3 separate regions of the Mus musculus genome follow, and all the other regions are linked to region 1. A link is a loop called in an ENCODE intact Hi-C map of the cell type or tissue named here. Cell type or tissue: heart. All regions are shown on one strand.

Evidence for each region. A loop is a pair of places that touch in the nucleus more often than their neighbours do. Peaks named below come from ENCODE experiments on the same cell type or tissue, not always from the same donor. Only the 100,000 strongest peaks of a DNase experiment are listed, where the experiment ranks them.
Region 2: it touches region 1 in a loop (5-fold over the local background); 8 of 42 quality-filtered maps call a loop at or near these places.
Region 3: a loop joins it to region 1, with 4 times the contacts of the local background. A loop is called at or near these places in 4 of 42 quality-filtered maps.

What each region holds. Positions count from the first base shown.
Region 1 is chr8:71,437,856-71,445,855 of GRCm38, forward strand. No RefSeq gene overlaps it. Among named protein-coding and RNA genes, the nearest start is that of Abhd8, 22 kb to the right of the region's middle. In heart, CTCF peaks have their summits at 2,216 (motif pointing right) and 3,739 (motif pointing right); no DNase peak of the experiment used is centred here; H3K27me3 peaks cover 2,156 bases.
Region 2 is chr8:71,592,385-71,600,384 of GRCm38, forward strand. Pgls (6-phosphogluconolactonase) reads left to right here. Exons shown (of 5, transcript NM_025396.3): 1 at 1-120; 2 at 1,700-1,807; 3 at 2,285-2,386; 4 at 2,677-2,817; 5 at 3,673-3,883. The coding sequence ends at 3,807. It overlaps Niban3 (niban apoptosis regulator 3), which reads left to right and starts at 5,324. Exons shown (of 15, transcript NM_001384129.1): 1 at 5,324-5,439; 2 at 6,694-6,824; 3 at 7,686-7,811. The coding sequence starts at 5,385. In heart, a CTCF peak has its summit at 3,733 (motif pointing left); DNase peaks (open chromatin) are centred at 107, 1,427, 3,707, 4,627 and 1 weaker place; H3K4me3 peaks cover 1,286 bases; H3K27ac peaks cover 1,120 bases; H3K27me3 peaks cover 1,386 bases.
Region 3 is chr8:71,490,803-71,498,802 of GRCm38, forward strand. It overlaps Gtpbp3 (GTP binding protein 3), which reads left to right. Exons shown (of 9, transcript NM_032544.4): 5 at 93-165; 6 at 264-407; 7 at 623-788; 8 at 1,275-1,553; 9 at 1,737-2,476. The coding sequence ends at 1,962. It overlaps Plvap (plasmalemma vesicle associated protein), which reads right to left. Exons shown (of 6, transcript NM_032398.2): 6 at 6,951-7,603. The coding sequence ends at 7,597. Among named protein-coding and RNA genes, the nearest start is that of Gtpbp3, 6.1 kb to the left of the region's middle. In heart, CTCF peaks have their summits at 4,336 (motif pointing right), 5,956 and 7,199; DNase peaks (open chromatin) are centred at 4,449, 5,819, 7,269, 7,762 and 1 weaker place; H3K4me3 peaks cover 1,394 bases; H3K27ac peaks cover 3,081 bases.

The DNA.
Region 1 (8,000 bases):
CAAATTACATTCACAATGTCCCGTGCAGATATATTTGGCAACCTTGAAAAGAATACTCCATTATCTATCCAAACTTGGTGAGTCCAAAGTTCTGTACTGAAATAATTTTCTCACATAACTTGCATGACCAAACTAAAAATGTCTTCTTAACTCTAAACAACATAACCTTAAGTTGTGAGACTGTAGCTATCTAGTCTTCTGCAGTTGAAGCAGGGGCAGTTTCTCTCCCAGTAGCAGCTTGCCACGCAGAAGCAATTCCATTTGGAGGTTCTTTGATGTTTATCATCTTCTTTGAAGTGGTGTGGGGTGCTGCCAGGAGCAGACCTGTCTCACCGTCATGAAAAGCCTTATGTAAATAAAACATCTTTAAATGTCACATTCTGTAGATCTCTGAGGATATGAAGACCATCTATCTAAGTATTATGATAGGCAAATGTTGCTTGTTTCTAGTTATCCACTATCTGTTCATCCTAGGAAATATATTTCTGTAATTAGTGTCTAACATGACCAGGAATCATCATGATTGACTACAAACTTGCATTCATTTCTTTCTTTCTTTCTTTCTTTCTTTCTTTCTTTCTTTCTTTCTTTCTTTCTTTCTTTCTTTCTTTCTTTCTTTCTTCCTTCCTTTCTTTCTTTCTTTCTTTCTTTCTTTCTTTCTTTCTTTCTTTCTTCCTTTCTTCCTTTCTTCCTTTCTTCCTTTCTTCCTTTCTCTCTTTCTTCCTTTCTCTCTTTCTTCCTTTCTCTCTTTCTTCCTTTCTCTCTTTCTTTCTTTCTTTCTTTAAGATTTTCTTATTTCTTTTAGGTATATGAGTACACTGTCACTGTCTTCAGACACTTCAGAAGAGGGCATCAGATCCCATTACAGATGGTTGTAATGTGGTTGCTGGGAATTGAACTCAGGACCTCTGGAAGAGCAGTCAGTGCTCTTCACTGCTGAGCCATTTCTCCAGCCCTGACTTGAATTTCTTAATAATCCTAAACAGTTTGTAATAGGAGCTTTCAAAATGAGAACTTCACATTGCATTTTAAAGTTGGTTGCATAGATACAATACCTTAAACAAATGTTGAAACATAATATACATTATGTTGTTGCAAAAATAGTCTTAAATTGTATCAATATACAGATTTTTATATCAATGTAATCATATTTGGTTTGTTGATGTTCTTTAGTTTAAAGGTAGATTCAACAATCTACCTTTTATCTCATCCCTATATCCCTCCCCTTTTTTCTTTCATCCCTCTATCCCCTTCCCCTGTAGACTTCATAGGAGAGAAAGAAGGATACAGGAAAGAAAAAGAGAGAAAAAGAGATCCCTGAATCTAAACCTCCTGTAATTGTTTCCTCTGACCAAGACCACCAGCAATTTGTAACCAACCCCTCTCAGGCTATGACAAACATCCTCATCCACAAAATGACCAAAGCCACCCACCACATTTTTTGGCAATAGGGCATCAGTCTCTAGAAATTGCTTTCTGCTGTCTGAGGAGACGATCTCTTTTGAGAACTGTCTTAGTCAGGGTTTCTATTCCTGCACAAACATCATGACCAAGAAGCAGTTGGGGAGGAAAGGGTTTATTCAGCTTACACTTCCACATTGCTGTCCATCACCAAAGGAAGTCAGGACTGGAACTCAAGCAGGTCAGGAAGCAGGAGCTGATACAGAGGCCATGGAGGGATGTTACTTACTGGCTTGCTTCCCCTGGTTTGCTCAGCCTGCTCTCTTATAGAACCCAAGAGTACCAGCCCAGGAATGGCACTGTCTATAATGGGCCCTACAACTTGATCACCAACTGAGAAAATGCCCCACAGCTGGATCTCATGGAAGCACTTCCCCAACTGAAGCTCCTTTCTCTGTGATAGCTCCAGCCTGTGTCAAGTTGATACACAACAGCCAGTAGAAGAACCTAAGAAAATTAGGATATTGGCCAAGTCCTAAAAAGCTGTGACATTTTTTTCCCAATCTCTGTGTGATGGGAAAGCACAGCAACTGAAACCCTGGCTGCAACAGTCTCTGGGAGGCTGGACCAGTTGAGCTAGCATTTTTTTAAAAAGATATATATATATATATGAGTACACTGTAGATGTACAGATGGTTGTGAGCCATCGTGGGGTTGCTGGGAATTGAACTCAGGACCTCTGCTCGCTCTGGCCCTGCTCACTGCAGCACAAAGATTTATTTATTATGTTAGCACACTGTAGCTCTTTTCAGACTCACCAGAAGAGGGCATCAGATCTCATTATGGATGGTTGTGAGCACCATGTGTTTGCTGAGATTTGAACTCAGGACCTTCAGAAGAGCAGTCAGTGCTCTTAACTGCTGAGCCATCTCTCCAGCCCAAGCTAGCATTTTGAAGTTGTCCTGGGTGCAGATTTTGAGGAAACAGCTATTGGAGCAGTCGAAGTTGGATCACCTGAGCTATGTGTTTTGTGTTCTTTGTTTTCTGGTCTGTTTGTTTTGTAAACATGTAAACTTCAAAGGTAATATATGTTTCTGCATTAAAAATGTAAGGAATGTTCACTGTGTGCAATTCAGTTAAAGAAGATTCTCTGTTCTTTGTTTGAGCAGGAGGAAGGCATCAAAATTTGGACTGTATATCTAAACTGTAATATAAATTTTCATCCATGCCATTTGAAAGGATGGCATGATAAGTCTTGAGGACTCTGTAGGCAGCAAGACTTATTGGCTGTGCATAGCTGAAATCCTAGCTGGAGACATTTTCTTGTCTCAGCCAGTCTCAAAGCTGTTCCCATGTCGAGGAATATACAGCATATACTTTACATGTTTTGTTCTTCCTGTTTTCTTCCTTCGTGTCTGTAGCCTAAGTCTTCAGGAGGTCTCTCCTGGTCAAATATAATCTTTATTATTTTTGATGGAATCTATAGATTTTCTTCTTCTGTTGAAACAAAGACAAATTTCTTCCCCAAAATAACACAATTCCTTCATTCCATACTGAGGTTATCACATATGTAGGCTGATCTAATTCTGCAGTTCTTTCTAAAATCCAGCACATTTCAGCAGCTGTGTTATCTGTCTCATTGTCATTAATAAAATTAAAGATACATAAATCATATTTAATGTTATCTCCAGGAGATCCCTCAGCCCCATTCTGTTCTATGAGCATTTTCTTTAAAGTCCAGTAAAATCTTTTTACAATTGTTTGACCTGTAGAATTGTGAGACATGCCAGTAACATATTTTATGCCATTGTGTCTAAAACATTGTTGTATTCTTCTGGATACATATGCTGGAGCATCATCAGCTTCAGTCTGCAAAGGCATCTCTAAGATCACCTCCATCTCTAATAAATGTGCAATCTAAGAATCATTCCTTTCAGAACTGAAGGCAAAAACATATTGACATCTTGAGTAAGTTTCAATTGTATAATGTACTAATGTATGCACATATCTTTTTTTTTTTTTTTTTTTTTGGTTTTTTGAGACAGGGTTTCTCTGTGTAGCTCTGGCTGTCCTGGAACTCACTTTGTAGACCAGGCTGGCCTCGAACTCAGAAATCTGCCTGCCTCTGCCTCCCAAGTGCTGGGATTAAAGGCGTGCACCACCACGCCCGGCATATGCACATATCTTAATTCACCAAACTCTACATAATAGAACACATAATCTACTGTATGCCATTGATATTAGGTAGCATTGTTAAATAGAATTTGTATTCTTAATTCAGCATAAGTCTCTATCTAGAAATTTAATAGACTGCCATTCTGCAATCTGGTCACAAGGTGGCGGCATAGGACTTAGAATGGAATCATCTGACGCTCCTTTACTCTGAATTAGAGTTTTCTAGCTCTTCTAGTGCCTCCACTCTAGCATGTAATTTCCTAGTCTTTCCATTCTCTAAATCGGTTTTCTTTTATTTCTCTTAAAAAAAGATATATGAAATTATGTGAAACAAAATTGTGTGGAATCCGGATGCATTGTGTTGTGTTTTCCTTCTTTTTTTTTTTTTTTAATTACAGAAAAACAAATATTTTTAAACCTTTCTCTTTTTCCTTGGAAGACCTTATTTTTTTATTTACAAATTAAGTGTTTGTTTCTTCTTTAATGTTTTCAATTTTAGATATTATCAGTTCAAAAGTTTGGATCTTTTCAGTCCCACCTCAGCTCTGGGGAACATGTACCTTCGCCCTTCTGAGCATCTGCAGGCTTGTTCTTCCAGCACCTGTCTGTGGCGGCTGGCTCCGCCCCTACGGTTCTACTAGCAGGCTGCCCCTGCGGGGTTTGGGGCTGGAGCCTCGATTTGCTCTTCCGTGAGAACCCGAGCCTCACACCCATGGGCATCAGCTGGTGAGCCTAGGTGCCCGCCCCAGCTCCCGGTCGAACTTCTGCATGCTGGGGTTCACTCGGCACCAGCGCCAGGTAGCTCCAAAGCAGCTCTGGGAAGTTGCCCACGTGGCCATGCACTGAGGCTCTGGTTCCTCACACTTTACCTGCTGCTCCCAGGCCTCCATTTGCTCTCTTTAAAGGGATTTAGCCTCCCTGCCCTGCTAGGACACTCTGGGAAGTGCTTGTGCCCTGCCTTTCCACCACGGCTTTTTCTCAGGTTCTAAGCCTGGATTCTAACAGTCCTTAATGGACTCCATTTGTAACTGTGGGTTTTCCACACGCACCCCAGTTCCCGAATAGGACTCGGAGGCTATATTTTATTTACGAATAAATGCCTAGGCCATAAGGTTTGGCTTGTTCCCCAACTAGCTCGTAACTTACATTAATCCGTTTATACTATTCTATGTCTTCCACGTGGCTAATTACCACTCAGTTTCATACGACCAACTTCCTCAGAGTCTGGGTGGCAAATATTTCTCTCTTGACTCCGAGAGATCCTCTCTGTTGTTGCCCCACTTTCTAACCCTGCCCTTTCTTTATTGGCCACCTGCTTTTTATTGATTGACAGCTGATGCTTCCACACAGTACACAAGAGATTATCCCTACACTGAAGATTTTATTAGGTATTTTCCGGTGGACTTGGGTGTAAATTAAGACAGAGTTATGGCCCGGCATGGGGGTGCACGCCTTTAATCCCAGCACTTGGGAGGCAAAGGCAGGCTGATTTCTGAGTTCGAGGCCAGCCTGGTTTACAAAGTGAGTTCCAGGACAGCAAGAGCTACACAGAGAGAAACCCTGTCTCGAAAAACCAAAAACCAAAAACAAACAAACAAAAAAAGACAGAGTTATGACTCATCAGTGCGTGTCTACAGGCTTCTGCCTTCTCTGAAACCAGGAGCAGCTGTCTTAGTCCCGGCCATAGGTGTCCTCTTAGGGGCTCGAGTTATATCTCAAAACCCAGGAAGCCTCTCATTCCCTCTTGATAAAAGATCATTAGTTGGCTTTGGTGAAGCCTTGGATGGGGCCATGATCTGAAAAGCTGAAAGCAGGAACCCACTTGAGCTGCATGGCCTCCCTGTCACTGGTCTACCATTATCCATTATCCATTTCCAGTCAGTGCTGGGAGGCTACGGAGACACCAACAAAGAAGAATCATTGCGGTCCAGCGGTTCACGGGCTGATCTCACCACTTCTTATCATTTTTTTTTTTAATCAAAAGAGCAACAGTGAGTACAGGGGTGGAAGTACTGCCCTCTCTCGAGCAGCTGCATCCACAGGTGTGGATGGGAGCCAGGAGCCCCACCCAAGGAGGACACACTTCTCCTAAGCCCACTGACTGTACTGGGTTAGATCTCAATGCCTAGCCAAGCTGAGGCCCGTTGAGGCCATTGTTGAAGCTGGGTCTCCAGTTTTGATAGATTCCAAACCAGTGCTGTGGCCTTTGTATTTCCACCACCCACATCTGGCTGCTTGTTTCTACCCCCAGCATACTTTCTTACAGGGAAAGGAGGCAATTTATTTTTCTCAACTTACTTTAATGAGGGTTCAACCTCCCTCTAGCTCACCACCCACCCACCAGAGGTAGTGGGAAAGAAAGGTTATTAGGAAACAGGGGAAGTGGACCTGTTTAGAAATAGTTCTTTGTGCTGATTCCAAACTTTGTTGTTCTCAGCCCAGGGCACTAGCAAACACCACACACAAATCAACAGCTGCAGTCCAGACCATTTGGCAGACAGCGCATACGAATCAGCAAAGGCAGTTCAATTCAGAAAAACCGTGAGGCTTCCCAACTGGCCTGAGTCTACAGAATCAGCAAGAAGCCACAGGAACCTCACAAGATGTCCTTAAACACTTTAACCTCCCTTGTAGCCCACCACCCACCAGAGGTAGTGGGAAAGAAAGGATATGTGGGAAGTGGACCTATTTAGAAATGGTTCTTTGGAGCAAATCCCATCTTGTTGTCTGGAAATCATCAGCTCGATCCACTTACAATCACTTCATGGATACACCAGCAGTCCAGTTCAGTAGAGTTGGGATAGCAAACAGGAATCAGTAGTGGTGGCACTACCTAGCAAAGACAGCCAGACCTCAGTCTGGAGGGACACCAGTTCTCCACTGTGCCTCTCTCAGTGAAACAAAGATCAGCAAAGACGAGATCAACAAACATAACACAGCTAGCTCTGTAAGCAAGCCCAGCTCACTCAGCCTCTGTCACTGTGAGTCAAGTCCTACTTACACCCTCCAAACATCACATGTCCTCCATGTGTCTTACCTCAGCACTCGTGTCTGTCTCAGCTGACATCACTCTGCCAATCAGTCTGAGTGTGCAAAAGCAGCAAGAAGTTGCAGCTCACCATCAGAAGTTTGTTGTCTTTTTTTTGTTTTGTTTTGTTTTGTCTTTTTTTGGTTCATTTCCCGACAAATGCAGCTCAACTGTGCAATATAAGGTAAACCAATATGTGTGTGTCGTTAGCAAAGAATCCTTCTTCATGGGTCTTTTCTCCTGTGTTTGCTTCAGTGAAATGTTCCTTCACAAGTATCTGTCACCTGTGTCCACTTCAGAAAACACTCCTTCATGTGTCTACCCCAGCAAACACCATCTGACACAGCTGACTTTCCAAAGAAACCATCAGTTTCCACTTCAAGTTTCTCCCATAAAGTCACCACAAGAGCTGGAGAGATGGCTCAGCGGTTAAGAGCACTGACTGCTCATCCGGAGGTCCTGAGTTCAAATCCTAGGAACTGCGTGGTGACTCACAACCATCTGTAATGGGGTCTGACACCCTCTTCTGGTGTGTCTGAAGGCAGCGACAGTGTCCCCACACATAATAAAGTCTCTGAAGACAGCGACAATGTCCCCACACATAATAAAGTCACTGCAAGTGAAGCTGAGCAATGCAATGTGAGAGAGTCAGGACATGACCTTATCAGTGAGGACTAGTGACGCAGAGCAAAGGGAACCACTGTCAGTGGGCTCACTTTCACACTCTTTCTAAACGTCATAAAAGATCCTGACAGAGAGTAAAAAAATTATTTAAGCCCCTAGACCTGTGTCCAAAATAGCCCCATTGTTCCAGGGTGCCAGGTGTTTGCGATTTTTGCCAGGTGTTTGTGGCTTTTGCCTTTATAGCCCAATGCCAGGTGTTTGTGGTTTGTGTGTCTATATAAATCCCTTACCCCTTGAGCTCGGGGTGGACTCCTCTACCCCTGAGTGGGATATGAGTCATCCCCAGTGCACTGGTCTTTCCCGAAAAAACCTCTTACAGGTTGCATCAATACCGTTTCTCGTGAGTGATTTGGGGTGTCGCCTCTCCTGAGTCAGAACGTCCTCACGCTGTGGGTCTGTCATTTGGTGCATTGGCTGGGAATCGAGACCACTCCTCACACCCGAGAGTCAACTTGGAGGTATGGGGATCTTCTTTGGAATGTGTGCATGCCAGCCGGTGTCTTTGTTCTGAGTGTCTGTTTTCTGCGCTTGTTGTGTTGGTTTGTTTATCTGTGTCTCGTCCGGGATAGTGCAACCACCCTCTGAAGACCCACTTGGAGGTGAGATTTCTTGTCAGAAACTGTTTCAGTGTGCCGGCGAAGTTTGAAGTTTCTGTTTGCAGTCACAACATCTCACGGGAGATGAAAACCCGAATCTCAAGACGAGACCCGGA
Region 2 (8,000 bases), 150 kb after region 1:
GACCTGCCCGCCGCCGCCGCTCCCGCTGGACCAGCCAGCTTTGCGCGCTGGACGCTCGGCTTCTGCGACGAGCGCCTCGTGCCCTTCGACCACGCCGAGAGCACGTACGGCCTCTACCGGGTGAGCGCTGCGGGGGCGCGCACCGTACGGGCTACGGGGGCCGCCGTGGGCCACGCCGAGCTGGCTCAGCCTACCGTGGAAACTCAAGATACAAGGGCCGCCGTGGGCCACGCGGAGTCGGCTCAGTCCGCCGAGGAAGCGCGGGCCACGCCGAACTGGCTCAGCCTGCCTAGGAAACGCAAGGATCTGCTTCAACGCCTACCCGCGGGCTCCGGGCCCCACGGGGTCTTGCTGGATGCGCAGTGATGTCCATCCAAGTGCAGCCTGACGGGCCTCCGTCCCCCGTATCTTCCTAAGGGCCGTACCTTGGCTGTGGGGCCTCGTGGGTCATGGCTGTTTGTGCACTCAGCCTGCCTCTAGTGTCCAGGGTGTGTTGGGTCTCAGTTTTCTTTAACAAGAGCCGTTGGCCATCGCCTCCCAGCAGCCTGGGGTATGATGGCCACAAGGCGCCCTATAGGTTACAGAGGTCCCTGCGTCACACACAGGGAAACTGAGGCATGGAGGATTGAGCTCTGAGCACACTTGGATGACTGCCACCACCTCCTAGGGGAAGCTGGTCCAGTGTCATGGGTCTGAAGCAGGGGAGGAAGGGCCATTACACTTACTTACAGGTGGGGAAACAGAAGATTCATGTCGCCTTGACCCTCATCTAGGGACCTGAAACTGCACCACTTTGAACACGATGCCTGCCCAAGAACTTCACTGAACTGGCTGTGTGTACTAGCACAAGGCTCAGTTGGTAGGGTACTTGTAGCTCAGTTGATATTGTGCTTGCCTAGAATGCTTAAGGTCCAGGCTTCATTTCCAGTGTCATATAAACCAGGAATGATGGTGCACCCCTGTCTTCCCAGCAATGAGGAAGTAGAGGCTGGAGGATCGGGAGTTCAAGGTCATTCCCAGCTACCCAGTTCGAGGCTAGCCTGTGCAACGTGAGACTTATTTTGATGCAGCCCACTCAAGAAAAATAAAGCTAAGACCCCTAAGTAGGCCCCTCTGAGGTGACCTGGTTAACAGCTGGGTCTTTGAAGGAAGCAGGATTTCATCACCAGGAATCTGTTGACACTTTGAGCAGTAGGTGTCTTGCCCAATGGGCTGAGACAGGAGCCATGTAGAGTGGACTCAGCGGCCAGTTCTCCTTTGCCTTCCTGGCTCACCTTCCTATGGCCTTCAGTCTGGAGCCCTGTGCTCCTCTGTTCTCCAGGGTCCCCAGCGCCCTGAGCATTGTTGGTTAACAGAGTCCCCAGCACCCCCATCTCTAGGGCACAGCATCCTGGCATTCTGACATTTGCCCCCAGCCTCTCCCTGGCATTGCTCCACTGAGCTGGACTTACTCCAAGAGCCAGACATGGAGACACAGGCAGGGTGTCTAAGAGTAGATCACAGTCTTCTTCCTGGAGTTCACCTCTGTATAGTCAGGTGCCAGCTGTGTACTGGATGCAGCCAGGCTGAGTCCCTGATTGAGGGAGCCCGAGCCACTCCGAAGAGTCAGCCAGGCTGTGGAGAAGAACGCCGTGTGACTCAGGGTTCCTGGCTTTAGGCAAGTCATGTTACTCCTTGACTATCCCTTCCCCTTCTACAGACACACCTGCTCTCAAAGCTGCCCATCCCAGACAGCCAGGTCCTTACCATCAATCCTGCCCTACCTGTGGAGGATGCTGCAGAGGACTATGCCAGGAAACTGAGACAGGTGGGTCCCGGGACAGGTAGGAAAGCTGTAAAAGACTGCGGCAGAGATGACTGCTTAGGGACACAGACTGTCACCATGGTGGGGAGACTTGGGCTGGAGCCTTACATCTCAGGGACACTCATCTGCAGACCTGAGGTTCTTGTCCACTAAAATGGGAAACAAGCCCCCGGACTGGATCAGTCAGGTGTGGTAGTGCATCTGTGACCCCTAGCACTTAGGAGACTAAGGCAGGAGGCTTTTTGAGGCCTGCTTGGGCTGGAGGGTAATGCTTACCCTCAAAAAAAAAAAAAAAAAAATCCTACAGACCTCATACCATGTTGAAGCTGCCCTGTGCAGGAGTGGCCACTGTTGTGTAGGGAATGTGCTGAGCGGGCACATTCAGCAGAAGGTGGTCTAAGCTGAGATAGAACCAGATTTCAGCTTTTTTGTGTGTTACCTCTGAGCTCGCACACACTTGACCCACCATCCTTCTGTCAGGCCTTGCAAGGAGACGCTGTCCCTGTGTTTGACCTGCTGATCCTGGGAGTGGGCCCTGACGGCCATACCTGTTCGCTCTTCCCTGACCATCCCCTCCTACAGGTGAGCGTGGGGGGGGGGGCCTCCTGGCCCTGATACACCAGGCTGTGTCAGTCTTCTGGGTATCTGAGCATCCGTGCCCCTCAGTTCCGCCCTGCCGAGCGTCAGCTCCCATGATGATGGTGGTGCATGTCTGTCATCACAGCATTTGCTGTGAGGGTGAGGGCCACCTGGATACTGAGTACGGCCCTGTCTCAGAAACCCAAGAGAGCAACAGGAAAACCTGTTGGCATTGTAGACCTGGTGCTTGGAGGGGCGGTTCCATCCCAGTCCTCACTGGCTGCCTTCCCCAGGAGCGGGAGAAGATCGTGGCTCCCATCAGTGACTCCCCAAAGCCACCACCGCAGAGGGTGACCCTAACGCTTCCTGTGCTGAACGCAGCCCAAAGTATCATCTTTGTGGCCACGGGGGAAGGCAAGGCAGCTGTGCTGAAGGTAAGAAATGGACAGTGGAGGCCAGTCAGGGGACAGACATACTGCCAGTGTGTGAGAGGGCAGTCATCGACAAGGCCACAGTGTCCTGGGGTAGAGTCCCTGCACCCCCTCCCCCAAACTCCTTCACAAAGAATACCAAGGCTCCTTGGCCAATGGTCTGTCTCCAGGCTCAGTGAAGGACTGTATGAAGGGGATGAGGTAGAAGGTGAGAGAGCAGGACACTAGACACACACATTTAAAGAGAAAGAATAGAAGGGGAAAAGAAAAGGAAGAAGAAAAAGGTCAGGGTCAGAGAGAGAGATAGCTACCAACCGGTGAGTACCCGACTTCCATTCTCAACTAGTTGTATCTCCAGCCCCAGGGAATCCAGCACCCTCCTCTGGCCTCTGTGGGCACCAGGCATGCTCATGGTACAAATACATATAGGAGTAACACCCATACACATTAAATAGAAATAAATAAGTAAATAAATAAAAAAGAATTTGCAAAAAGTGAAGGGCGGGGATGGGGCAAGATGGCTTAGTGTGGTTATAGATGCTTGCCCCCAAGCTTGACAACCTGAGTCCAGTCCCCAGTACCTCCTGTTGTCTCCATACTGGGGAGGCAGAAAGGAGGAGTCCTTGGCTACATAGCATGTTCAAGGGCAGCCCGTGCTAGATGAGGCCCTGCCTCCTAATAAAAACAAAAACCAAATCCAATTCCACACCTCGAAGCTTTGGATCCCACGGTGTGCGAGGCGGAGCGCAGAGCAAGGTTCCGTGGGTCCCGGGTCCCCTGTCCCCAGACCGAACAGACCAGTGTGAGCCCCAACTTGCTCTGCGTGGCCTCTGAGGCAGGTCCTGGTCTCGCACACAGCGCATCCTGGAGGACAAGGAGGGCACGTTGCCCGCCGCCTTGGTGCAGCCGCGCACGGGCGCCCTCTGCTGGTTCCTGGACGAGGCAGCTGCCCGGCTGCTGTCTGTGCCCTTCGAGAAGCATTCCACATTGTAGGGGGTGCGCCATGCACGCCGTGGGCACTTCGGGTGTTGTGGGAGCGGACTAGCTGCGGATTAAACAGCTTTGCTGGAACTATTGTTTCTGTGGTTCTTGTTGGGGGAGGGACAACAGAGCAGAGCATACACACGGATCAGAGAAGCGTGGCCTGGACTTCTGGCCCGGCAGTGTATGCTCTGTTCCAAGTCTGGCCACATTCTCTGCTCCAAGGGTCAGAACTAACTCACAGGTACCAGGCTCCTTGCGGTCCCGAGTGACTGCTTGTGTTCTAGCCATGGTGAAGAGAAGGGTTCACCTGGGGCCTCAGCCAGAGCCTTCATGGCCCCCTGAGGATGCACTGTCTCCTGCAAGCTTGTTCGGAGCCTTGAGCAGGGTGAGCTACCTGATAAGGTTCTCCTGATGTTGTCACAGGGCCCCCTACCGATGGGAGAAGTGTCTGGGGTGACTCTTGGGATGCTTTCTCCCTTAGACAGTTTTTTCTCTTGCCGCTTATAAAGACTGGGATGTGGGTCCAGAGACTGGAGTATAAGCAGCCAGCTTGGAGCATGAAGTGGGTCGGTGCATCATTGTCCTGACCCTGCCAGTTCCAAGGACCTAGTTGGAGAGGCTGGTGGGCTTGTCTGAGGGAACATCCCCTCACCAAGGTAATGCAAGCCAGGCAGGAGGTAGGAATTGAAGCCTCCCAGAACCGACTTGGCAGGTAGGCCAGAAGGGCGGGGCCAGAACCACAAATGTGAACTTTCTTTAGATGTCTGGTCCCTGAGGGCTCCTCAGCTGTGGCAAAGAGGAAGTAGGATAGGCTGGGGCAGAAGCCAGCAAAAGACACAGTGGAAAATCCTGGGGACTTCTACAAGAGCAGGTGCCACCCACGCACCAGCCAAGCAGAGGCTGAGACACCCTGAGAAAGGAAAGGGACATAGGCATGAGGACCCCATGTGAGCGCTGTGTCCCTTTCTCAAGGGGGAATTTACTGCTTTGCCATTGATGCATAGGACCTGCCTCATGCTTCAAGGTGGCCACTTACACTCCAGCCATCACATTCCAGCCTCTGGAAAGGGAAAAGAAAAGGAAGGTGCCTACATGTAAGGAAGCAGGCTACATGGGGATGGGTGTGTGTGTGTGTGTGTGTGTGTGTGTGTGTGTGGTGTCCCTCCATACTGATAACCTACTCCTTGCTCATTCATTTGTTCAGTCAGCAACCCATTCCTTTGGCTTTCAGAGATAGGACTTCATGTAGCCCAGGCTGGCCTCCATGGCCTAAACTCCCCATCCCCCTGCCTCTGCTTTCTGAGTGCTGGGATGGCAGAGATGTGCCCCACCCATCCATCTGTGCCAGGGCGTTGTTTTTTTTCTCACACTCCCTGGGTCTCCCCTGGGGCTGTCCCCACTACCCCTGACAGAAACCACCAGTCTTGGTCCAGCCTGTCCCTTGAGGCCAGGAGGAGGCAGGTGCAGACAGGAGGGGTGGAGAGTGGTACCAGATGGCCATATGTACCCTCCTGGCACTTGGGCCACTCAGCTGCCATCCAGTATCCTGAGCAGAGGGACCCAGGACAGCTCTGTATGGTGGCAGGATGGGGGCACAGCCTTCCTGCCCCCTGGGTAGACGGCAGCGGCAGCAGCTTCAGGGTAAGCAGACAGGTCAGGGTCAAGTCATGCTGCCATTGCATGCGAGGCCAATGCTGGCATGTGCTCCTGGTGCCAATACAGGGTTCATTATTTTAACTGTCTCTGGTCTTGTCAGGGGTGGGCTTGTGTTGGAAGATTTCAGATTTTTTTGTTCAGTTTTTCGAGACAGGGTTTTTCTGCGTAGCCATGGCTGTCCTGGAGCTCACTCTGTAGACCAGGCTGGCCTCGAACTCAGAGAGATCAAAGGCACACTCCATCCTGCCTGGCTCTGGAGGGCTCCAGATTTAAATGAAATCCAAGTAGCTGGATACAGTGTTACACACCTGCCATCCGAGCACTTGGGAGGCACAGGCAGGCAGATCTCTGGGAGTTTGAGGCCAGACTGGCCTAAAGAGTGAGTTCCAAGACAGCCTGGGCTATATGCAACTCTGTCTCAAGACAAAACAAAGTGAAATGTGAAGTTTTTGATTTGTTAGTGGAAGCTAGGGCCCCACTGAGGTTGGGGGTAAGGGCACGGTCAGGTGGTCTCTGAGGCTGGGAAGTCTGTCTGCATGGACACTGGGACTTGACTAAGGCTTAGCCAAGGCCAGGCTGAGCTTCAGCTCCCTGTCCTGTCCCACACCTTGACCTGGGAGAGTGTCTAGACCAGCAGGACTTGGTGGATGTCCCCAAGGGAGGTGGCTAGACCAGGCTGGAGGAGGGTGTGTGGTTACAGTGAGTATGAGAACAGCATTTGGGGAGGGGAACAGCCCATGCAAAACCCTGCATGTGCTGCTGAGTAATCTCTCCAAGTCCCAGGATTGACCACCACTTGTATTTGCTGTGTGCCACTGGGTGAATAAATTGCCCTCTCTGGGCCTCATTCTCCTGAGATGCAGCAACATATTTGGTTTTTTGGTTTTGTTTTTTTGAGACAGGGTTTCTTTGTATAGCTCTGGCTGTCCTGAAACTCACTTTGTAGACCAGACTGGCCTCGAACTCAGAAATCCACCTGCCTCTGCCTCCCGAGTGCTGGGATTAAAGGTGTGCGCCACCACGCCCGGCTTGCAGCAACATATTTGGAAGAAAGGCTTTTGTGTGTGTACATGTGCTTGCCAGTGATTAACATCAGCTGTCCTAAGACTGCTTTCCACCTTATTCACTGAGGCATGGTCTATGCTGGCACTCACCAGTTCTGGCTACTCCAGTGAGCCAGCTGGTCCTGGGATGACAGGCAGGTGTCCTGGTCCCATTGCTGATCCTTTCTCACTACAGGTCAGGTGAATGGCATGCTGAGGACCTTCCTGCCCTGTTACCGTAGGCAGCTGGCTGCAGCTGTGCTCAGACACATTTCCCAGGAGCTGGGACCCCAGGACCCAGCCGGATGCCAGCTGTCCCACACCAAAGTGAGTACCACCAAGGATGAGGCTACCTGCCAGGCACCCAGCTGTAGTTGTCTCTCTTGCATTCTCAGTGGTGCTGACATGAGACTGTGGGTGTGGGGCTGGGGAGGGCTGACCACAGGACCTTTGCACAGGTGGACCGGGACGCTCTGGAGGTGGAGGCAGGCTGAGGAGGCTTGGGGAAGTGAATTCCCTGCAGGGGCACAGCATGTGCAAAAGTCCTGAGGTTGGCAAAGACAGGTTAGATGTGAGCAGGGCCCCAGCTGTGCATGTGCTTGCTCCATCTGTTGCAGCCACCATGTCAGGGACACACTCTTCATAAGACCCCATGTCTTTTGTCCCCTTATCCCTCTGACTCTTGGCAGCTCAGAGGTTGTTACTCAGATCTAACAGCCTAGAGCTGGAGCTACTAATAGGGCCCAGGGCCTCCATCTGCCTCCTATCTTGGGAGAGTCTTTGATGAGGAAATTCAGGACCAGAGAGGTAGAGTGAGCACCTGAAGGCCACATGGCACTGATACAACTGGAACCTGGGATTTCCCACTGGCTCCTTTCCCTCTTTGCTGAGGAGAGGCTCTGTGGACAGAGGCCCCGCCTCTGGGGACTCTCCCTGTCCCATGCAGTCCATCACCCACACCTGATACAATTTTGTTTTTGCTTTGAGGTGGAGTGTCATGTAGCTGGTCTGGTCTTGAATTTGCTGTGTAGCTGACGCTCCTTCCTCAGCCTTCCCAATGCTGAACTAACAGGGTCTGGATAGCAGCTGCAGCTTTTGAGCTTTGGGAGTGTTGCTCGTATGTGACCAAACTGAAGAGTTCAGGCAACCCCAAGATCTGCTCGAGCCATAGTCAGCATCCTTTTGCAGAAGCTGCCTCGAGTCAGGGAGCACCAAGGGCCCTTGACCCTGCTTCAGGGCCACCCACCACAGTGGCAACCAACCTTCTGTGTTCTGCGTGGAGACGGACGTCTAGAATGGTTCAGTCACAAGGAGGTCAGTGGACAACCAGAGTCCCAGCTCAGAATCCCCCCAGTGAGGGGGTAGGGATGTGGCTCAAGGGTGGAGCCCTGGGCAATAACAGGCAAGGTCCTGAGTTGCATAGAGGGCATATAGAGGGGTCGTAGAGTGTGTTGTAAGCTGTGTGTGTGTTTGCTGACTTGCCCCCTGTATTGGGGAGTGGTA
Region 3 (8,000 bases), 53 kb after region 1:
AGGCCTGTGAGAGGCCAGTCTGGTTGTATAGATCAAACTGGAGTTAGACCTGAGACTGAGAGAGCACCTGTGACATCTCCCCTCCTCCCCAGGCTCTGGCCTATGTGGAGGCCTACATTGACTTCGGAGAGGATGATAATTTGGAAGAGGGTGTGTTGGAGCAGGGTATGTCTGGTTTTGGGGGAGTTGGGGCTGGCATTCAGCCCCCCCTGAGACCTTGCTGATAGCTCTCCCCCCCCCACCCCGCCTTTTCCCTCTCACAGCGGACAGAGAAGTTCGAGCCCTGGAGGTGGCGCTGGGTTCCCACCTGCGAGATGCTAGGCGTGGACAAAGGCTCCTCTCGGGGGCAAATGTTGTGGTCACTGGACCTCCCAATGCGGGCAAGAGCAGTCTGGTGAATCTACTCAGTATGTGGGGTTCAGGAAAGGATGGGATGGGCTTCTTCTGGGCAGGGGTGCAGCATCCTAGGGTTGCTGGACGCCTCCTCCAGCTGCAGCTTCCTGGACACTGTGGTGGCCCCACTGGTAGCTCAAAGCTACGAGAGTGGCAGACAGCGCCTCCTGAAAGTGAGGGCTTTTACCTCCACTCCGTGGTTCTTAATCACATTGTCCCTGACATTCAGGCCAAAAGCCAGTGTCCATCGTGTCCCCAGAGCCTGGGACCACCCGTGACGTGCTGGAGACTCCCGTGGACTTGGCTGGGTTCCCTGTCTTGCTGAGCGACACTGCAGGGCTCCGGGAAGGCGTGGGCGCTGTTGAGCAGGAGGGTGTGCGCAGGGCCCGCCACAGGTAGGTGGAAGGCTGAGAATGTGGCGGGCGACCAGTGACCTTTTCTCCCCATGAGTCGATTTCATGGAGGCTTCGTAATTTGAAGAGCAATCTTGACCTGTGTCCCTTGGTCCCTCCCCCCACCCCTCCCCGAGTCTCGTCAGTCCTCAGGCCACCTCACAACACTCACAGCCTGTCCTCTTCTGTGCCCTGCCCTGCTTTTCATCACTCTTCCCTTGGCCATGCTCTCAACAGTTCTGCCAGGTCTCCACTGAAGCCCCGCCCCGCCCCGCCCCTTTAGCAAAGTCCCACCTGTGCAGGCTCTACCCCACCTCATCCTGCCAAAGTCCTGCCCATGTGCCAGACAATGGCATCTGTTCTGCCTTTTGCTCTGAGCCACGCCTTACAGAGGTTGTTCATCCCTCAGCTGAGCTGCTCCTCTGAGCAGCACCAACAGTGCCTTCCCAGGATCCTCCATGGTTATGCTTCATGGTCCTTCCTCCCCAGGCTGGAGCAGGCTGACATCATTCTGGGGGTGCTGGACGCCTCCGACCTGGCCTCCTCATCCAGCTGCAGCTTCCTGGACACTGTAGTGACCCCACTGCTAGCACAAAGCCAAGACAGCGGTGGGCAGCGCCTCCTGCTGCTGCTCAACAAATCTGATCTGCTGTCTGCTAATGCCCCAGCCTGCGACATAGCCCTGCCTCCTCACCTGCTCCTGTCCTGCCACACGGGAGCCGGGATGGACAGCCTCCTGCAGGCCCTGAAGACCGAGCTGGCTGCGGTGTGAGTCCCCTTCACCCACCTTCAGCTTCATCAACCAAGTTCAGATGTAAACAGAGTTGCTGGCTTTGGGCTCAGACCTATCCCTCAGCCTCAGTTTCTTTCTCTCTCTGCAAAAAAAGGTTTCCATGGGAGGTCTTTTTCCAAAAGTGGCTGAGTGAGGCAACTGGGTCTTGTCTTTGGCAGGTGTGGGGACCCATCCACAGGACCACCGCTCTTGACCCGGGTCAGGCACCAGTACCACCTCCAGGGCTGCCTGGATGCCTTGGGCCACTACCAGCTGGCCACAGACCTGGCTCTGGCGGCCGAGGCCCTGCGCCAGGCTCGGAGGCAACTAAATCACCTCACAGGTGGAGGAGGAACGGAGGAGATCCTGGATCTCATCTTCCAGGACTTCTGTGTGGGCAAGTGAGGTCCAGAGCCTGGGACTCAGCCTCGGAGTTCCCACAAGGTCATGATCCAAGATGGCAAACCTAGCAGAGGGCAGGAGAGCACTGGCGTCTGCAGCCCTCCACAGTGAGGAGAGAGACATGGATCAGGGATCTGACAGTGGATACTTCCTCACCCCCGATGTCGGGATTAAGGTCAGCATCACCTTGCCAAGTGCCTGAATGATGTAGTGCTGGATGTGAAACCCGTTGCATGTTATATGCTGAGCCACGACAGGGCTTCTCTGTGTAGTCCTGGCTGTCCTGGAACTCACTCTGTAGACCAGGCTGGCCTTGAACCCAGAAATCTGCCTGCCTCTGCCTCCCAAGTGCTGGGATTAAAGGCATTTCATTTTTAATTACCAAAGGAGAATGAAGAGTTCAGGAAATCCAGAAGCGTGTGTCCACAAGGATCAGTCAGCCTTACCTTCTAGAACTTTGCTGACGTGCTTCTATTTATGGCATCGTTTGCCAATTAAATACATTTTTAAATTTTTACTTGTGTAGTAGCATGTGGTACCTGGAATGAGTATTGCTGTGACAGTTTCATCCAAGTATCTCCTGTGCTTTGATCATGCCCTTCCCTTATCTCACTTGCTCAGTCCCTGCTCTCACTAATCTCCTTCCTTTCCCTCGAACTCAGAAATCCGCCTGCTTCTGCCTCCCACGGGCTGGGGTTAAAGGCGTGCGCCACCACGCCCGGCTTCTTTTTTCTTTTTGGTTTTTTGAGACAGGATTTTTCTTTTCTTTCTTTTTTTTTTTTAAGAAGCAATACTGGGACAAAGCACCTTGGGTCATGCTTTCTTTCTTTCTTCCTCTCTTTCTTCCTCTCTTTCTTTTTTTTTTTTTTTTTTTTTTTTTTTTTTGATTTCTTGTTATATTTAAGTACACTGTAGCTGTCTTCAGACACACCAGAAGAGGGCATCCAATTCCATTACAGATGGTTGTGAGCTACCATGTGGTTGCTGGGATTTGAACTCAGGACCTTTGGAAGAGCAGTCAGTGCTCTTACCTCCTGAGCCATCTCACCAGCCCAAGACGGGGATTTTTCTGTATAGCCCTCGCTGTCCTGGAACTCACTCTGTAGACCAGAAATTCGCCTGCCTCTGCCTCCCAAGTGCTGGGATTAAAGGCGTGTGCCACTACGCCAGGCTCCCTTGCTTTTCTTAAATCATCCTGAGATTTTTCTGACTGGTAGCTACACAGTTAAAGAAAATGTCCTTCTGTGCCCTCCCCCAGGGCTTTCACTGCCTGTTAATCTTCAGAGCCACAGGACCACACATCCCCACCTGGACAGGGTGTGAGGGACCACAGCTGCAGCTCAGCAGCACCAGGATCCTGGTGCCACCCAGTCCTCAGGCTCTTACACCCCACACAGCATTTCCATTGTGCTCCCTGTAACTGGGGATCAGATCGCCCCATTTACTGCTGAGCACCCAAGAACTTTTTTATTCTCCCCCCCCTCCTTTAAACAGTTATGAATCCCTGCAGTCATCGCCACTCAATGAAAACGTGACTAATATGGACCCAGTGCTGGTGTCAGGCCTGTGCCACCATTGGGGGGTCCGCAGCACACACGGGGAGGTCAGAGGACAACTTGCAAGGGTCTTCTGCAATAGCAGTGTGGGTCTCGGGGATCGAACTTGGGCCATCAGAGTTGACAGCAAGAGACTTCATTATTTCTAATTATATATATATGTGTGTGAGAGCAGAGGCATCCCTGGAAGTGGAGTTCCAGCCCACGGGCGCTGGGAACCACTCACATCTTCTTGCAGCAAACGCCTCTATCTGCAAAGCCATCGTGCAGATATTTTTATTTTATTTGTATTTATTTTTAGTTTTGTGTAGATGGCACTGGCCTCAAACTTCCAGGCATCTGTGCCCTCTCTGTTTCACCAGTGCTAAGAAAACGGGGCTCGGAGTGGCCTCACCTAATGGCCTCTGGCTTTGGGTTTCAGCAGTCAGTTACACCCCACGTTGAACCTTGTGGAGAGCCTTCTATCGTAGGCAACATTGTAGGGTGCTGGGGCCACTTGGGTCTTGTCTTCCTGAGAGTAAGGCATGATGGCTCTATGTGACATGACTACAAGGAGGCCTGATGTTGCCTGGGACTTGACTGTAAGAGGACAATGCTAGCTGGGTGTGGTGGCGCACGCCTTTAATCCCAGCACTCGGGAGGCAAAGGCAGGCAGATTTCTGAGTTCGAGGCCAGCCTGATCTACAAAGTGAGTTCCAGGACAGCCAGGGCTATATAGAGAAACCCTGTCTTGTAAAACCAAAAAAAAAAAAAAAAAAAAAAGAGGACAATGCTGCTGTGTCTGTTGCAGCCGCAGCCCGCCAGCAGAGGGCGAGCGTTCCTAGTGTAACTCCACTTCCCCCAGGCCAAGTGTGTCCTAATTGATGACTTGTCCTCACGCCTGTCACCTCAGCACCCCGTCCAAGCCAGGCTGGGTTATAAAGCGAGATCCTGTCTTGAAAAAAAGGGGAAGGGTCCCGAGCTCCCAGGAGGAGCCATGGCGCCTCAAGCTGGGCGGGGCCGCCCCTCTGGGCAGCTCGCCCGATGTAGGCCACTTGCCTCGGGGCTGGCACACAGCTGCATGGAGGCCTTGGCCGCAGTCCCTTTTTTCCAAGAAGGGTGAGGAGTTTGTGGGAAGCGACGGGGGGGGGGGGGGTTATTTATAGAGAACGCAGGAAATCCCCAAAGAGTCAGGGCCTCACCCAGCGGAGGCAGTCGGACCGGGCACTTGGCCCCCTTCCGCCCCGGAGCCCTGCCTGGGGCCTGGGAGCCTGGATGAGACTAGGGGCCGAAGGGAATCCAGAAAAGCTGCCTGGAGGAGGGGTCTGGGCAGATAAAACTGAGCCAAGCCCCTACCCCATGGTGTTTGTGTGTGTGTGTGATGTTATCATACACGTGGGTGTGGGGATTCTAGGGGACATACTGGCCAGAAAAGGACACAGGTCAGGTCTCAATTCTGTATCCAGTGTTTAGCATCCTCCTCTCTCTGCCCACAGTGCTAGGGTTACAGGTGCACAACTATACCCTGCTTTTATATTGGCAATTGAGACTCAGTTTCTCCTCTTTCAGCAACAAGTACTCTCACCCAGGGAGCTAGGCAAGGAAAAGCATAGCCAGGCATGTTAGTGCGCCAGCGATCCCAGCATTGTAGAGGCAGGAGGATCTCTGAGTTGGAGGCCAGCCAGGCTATGTAGCGAGCCTCTTGTCTCAAAACGAAACAAATGAACACAAATGAAGCAAATAAACTTTGTTCACCCTTAAGTCCTGATCAGATATTCTGAGAGCAGCCAGGGCTGAACCCTGTCTGTAAGCTGCCAAAGGGGCTGAGAAACTAGGCTGTAGGGTAATGGGGAGCCATGAAGGATGTGTGACCAACAGAGGGCGGGTTCAGAATCCATGATGAAGAGGACTGTGCCAGTATAGGACCCTCCTGAGGCAGCGCTGGGGGCAGGCTTTTGTTTTCTCATGTCAGCAATGTAGGCCTCTCTGCCTGGACACTTCAGATTCATTATCACAACCACTGTGGTTGTTAGAGGTGGGTTCTTACTGTGTAGCCCAGACTGGCCTGGAACTCTTGGGTTTAAGCAATCCTTCTGCCTCCCAATCATGTTAGCTGAGAGTACAGATTTGAAACATGGTGTCTGGGAAGAGAAAACAAAGGCTGAGTTTGATCACCATCTGCACCCAGGCCAGTGGCTATCAGACCTTCAGTCAGGTCGACTTCATCCCAGAGCTCAGGCGCAGGTCCAGGGCCCGCCCCAATTCCTTGGGGCCTTCATCCCAGCCATCCAGGCAGCCTCCCAGGCTGACCCCTGGTGGCCTGGTTGGCGGGGCTCCAGCCGAGTGCTTCCTGCAGTGACAGGCTCTGGCCCATATTTCCGGATCCAGGAAATATCGCCGCTTTGTCCCCAAGGCAGAGTGTGGCACACAGGCTGTGTGATTCACCTCCTGCTCCCACAGGGGCCAACGCTGGAGGGAGCAGCCGCCTTCTGCCTTCATGTTTGTCTGCTTTTCCCTCGATGGCTCCAGCTTGCTGCTGGGATTCAAGGACAGCTGGGCTGGACATTAGAGGGCTGCCCTTGCCCTTCAGTCCCCTGCCTCAGCCTCCCCACCAGGGACAGACCTGTTTCACCACGCTGGGCTTCATTCTGTTGCATGTTGTTTCTGTAAGGGCTACTATTTTTTTTTTTTTAAATCTGTACCAACCTGAGGAGATGCATCTTTCAATATGTTTGCACCAGAAGGCAATAGGATAGCTTTTCATTTTTATTTAGTCCTGATGGTTGAAACAGGGTCTCCTGTAGCCCAGGCTGGCCTTGTAGTCCCAATCCTCCTGCCTCAGCCTCTTCAGGTCTGGAATAACACCACACCCAGTTTATGTGGTGCTGGAGATGGAGTCCAGGGTGTCATTCATGCAACACAAGCACTCTACCCACTGAGCCACAGGGTTGGGCTGAAAGGTGCATGCCACCCGCCACAGCTGCCATCTATTCATTTAAAGATTCTATGTTACCTTGATTGCACCACCTGCATGTGTGCTGCCTCTGGAGTTCAAGAGAGGGCATCAGATCCCCTGCATGTAGTTGTAAGTTGCCATGTTAATGCTGGGAACCAAACCCAGATCCTCTCTAGGAGCAGTCAGTACCTAACCTGCTGAGCTGTCTCACCAGTCCCCACTGAGCATGAGAGTCATCACTGTCCTCAGGAGGCTGAGGTAGTGAGATCCAGAATTCAAAGCCAACTTGGCATGCATAATGTGACCTTGTTTACAGAATAAAAACATAAATAGAAACCAGCCAGGTGGTGGTGGTACATACCTTTGATCCCAGCCCTTGGGAGGCCAAGACAGGCATATCTCTGAGTTCGAGGCCAACCTGGTATACAGAGTGAGTTTCAGGATGGCCAGAGGTACAGAGGGAAACTCTGGCTTAAAACAAACAAACACACACAAACAAATACAAACCAGTCTTCAAAGGACTTTCATATTTATTATGTGCCAGTAATATCTTTAGGGGGCTACAAGCAAAAGCCTCCCTCTAGGGCTCTAAGATCCACCCGGAACGCTCATCTACAATTGAGGCCCTTCCTTGTGAGGAGGAGGGGAACCAGCGGACTCTGGAAAAGACTTTAAAACCTAATGGGAATCCTGTGGGCGTGGTGGCTAGAACCCTTCAGGGGAGGCCTGGAGACTCTCAAATAGGATCTGGAAACCCTAGTGGCCTTTAAGAGGGAGGCTGGAAACTCCCAAGGGAGCTGAAGGCTGGGCTTCCTGTTCTCACCTCCCGGGTCAGGAGCAGAGTGATAGGAAACCGGAGGAGTTGCCTAGGGTGGCAGCTGAGCTGTGGGTGCTTCATGTGTGGGTGGGGCACCATCCGGGTCACTGCACAAGGGGTCGATGTGAAGTCATCTCACAGCTGTGTGTGCCTTAAATCCAGTGTCTGGGGAATGGCGGGGATGCAGGGGACAGTGAAGGGGTGCCAGAGAAGGCGTGGGGGTGGAGGCTGCCGGCAGGCACGGCGGGTGTCCAGCACTGTGGGCACCTGGCTGCCCCCATCCACAGGTGGGCGATTCTGGCACCCAGCGTCCTGCGGCAGCTGGGTCCTCAACCGCTGGGAAGGAAGAGCAGAAAGCTTAGCAGTCACCAAAGGCTGAGGGGCCCAGGGGCTACTCTGCAGCAGGGGCATGGCATGGCTCTGCTGTCTCCTTCTCCCATAACCCTTGGTAAAGTGGGGCTGGGCCTCCAGGTTAGACCTAAGCTCCAGAAGGGCCCTAAGGTTTGTCTCTGCTACACAGCCACCAACGAGACTGAGATTCTGGGAGGCCCCACAAGGTTCTAGGGATTTGAGACCAGATTATCCAATGCAGGCTGGCTTCAAACTCGGACCTCCTGCCTCAGCTCCCTCTGTGCTGGGATTCTGGTTTCTCTTTTAATCTCACTACGAAAACTGTTGGAATGAACCTATGCACTCTCTCCATGGCTGCCCAGTACCTTTAGGACCAACCACG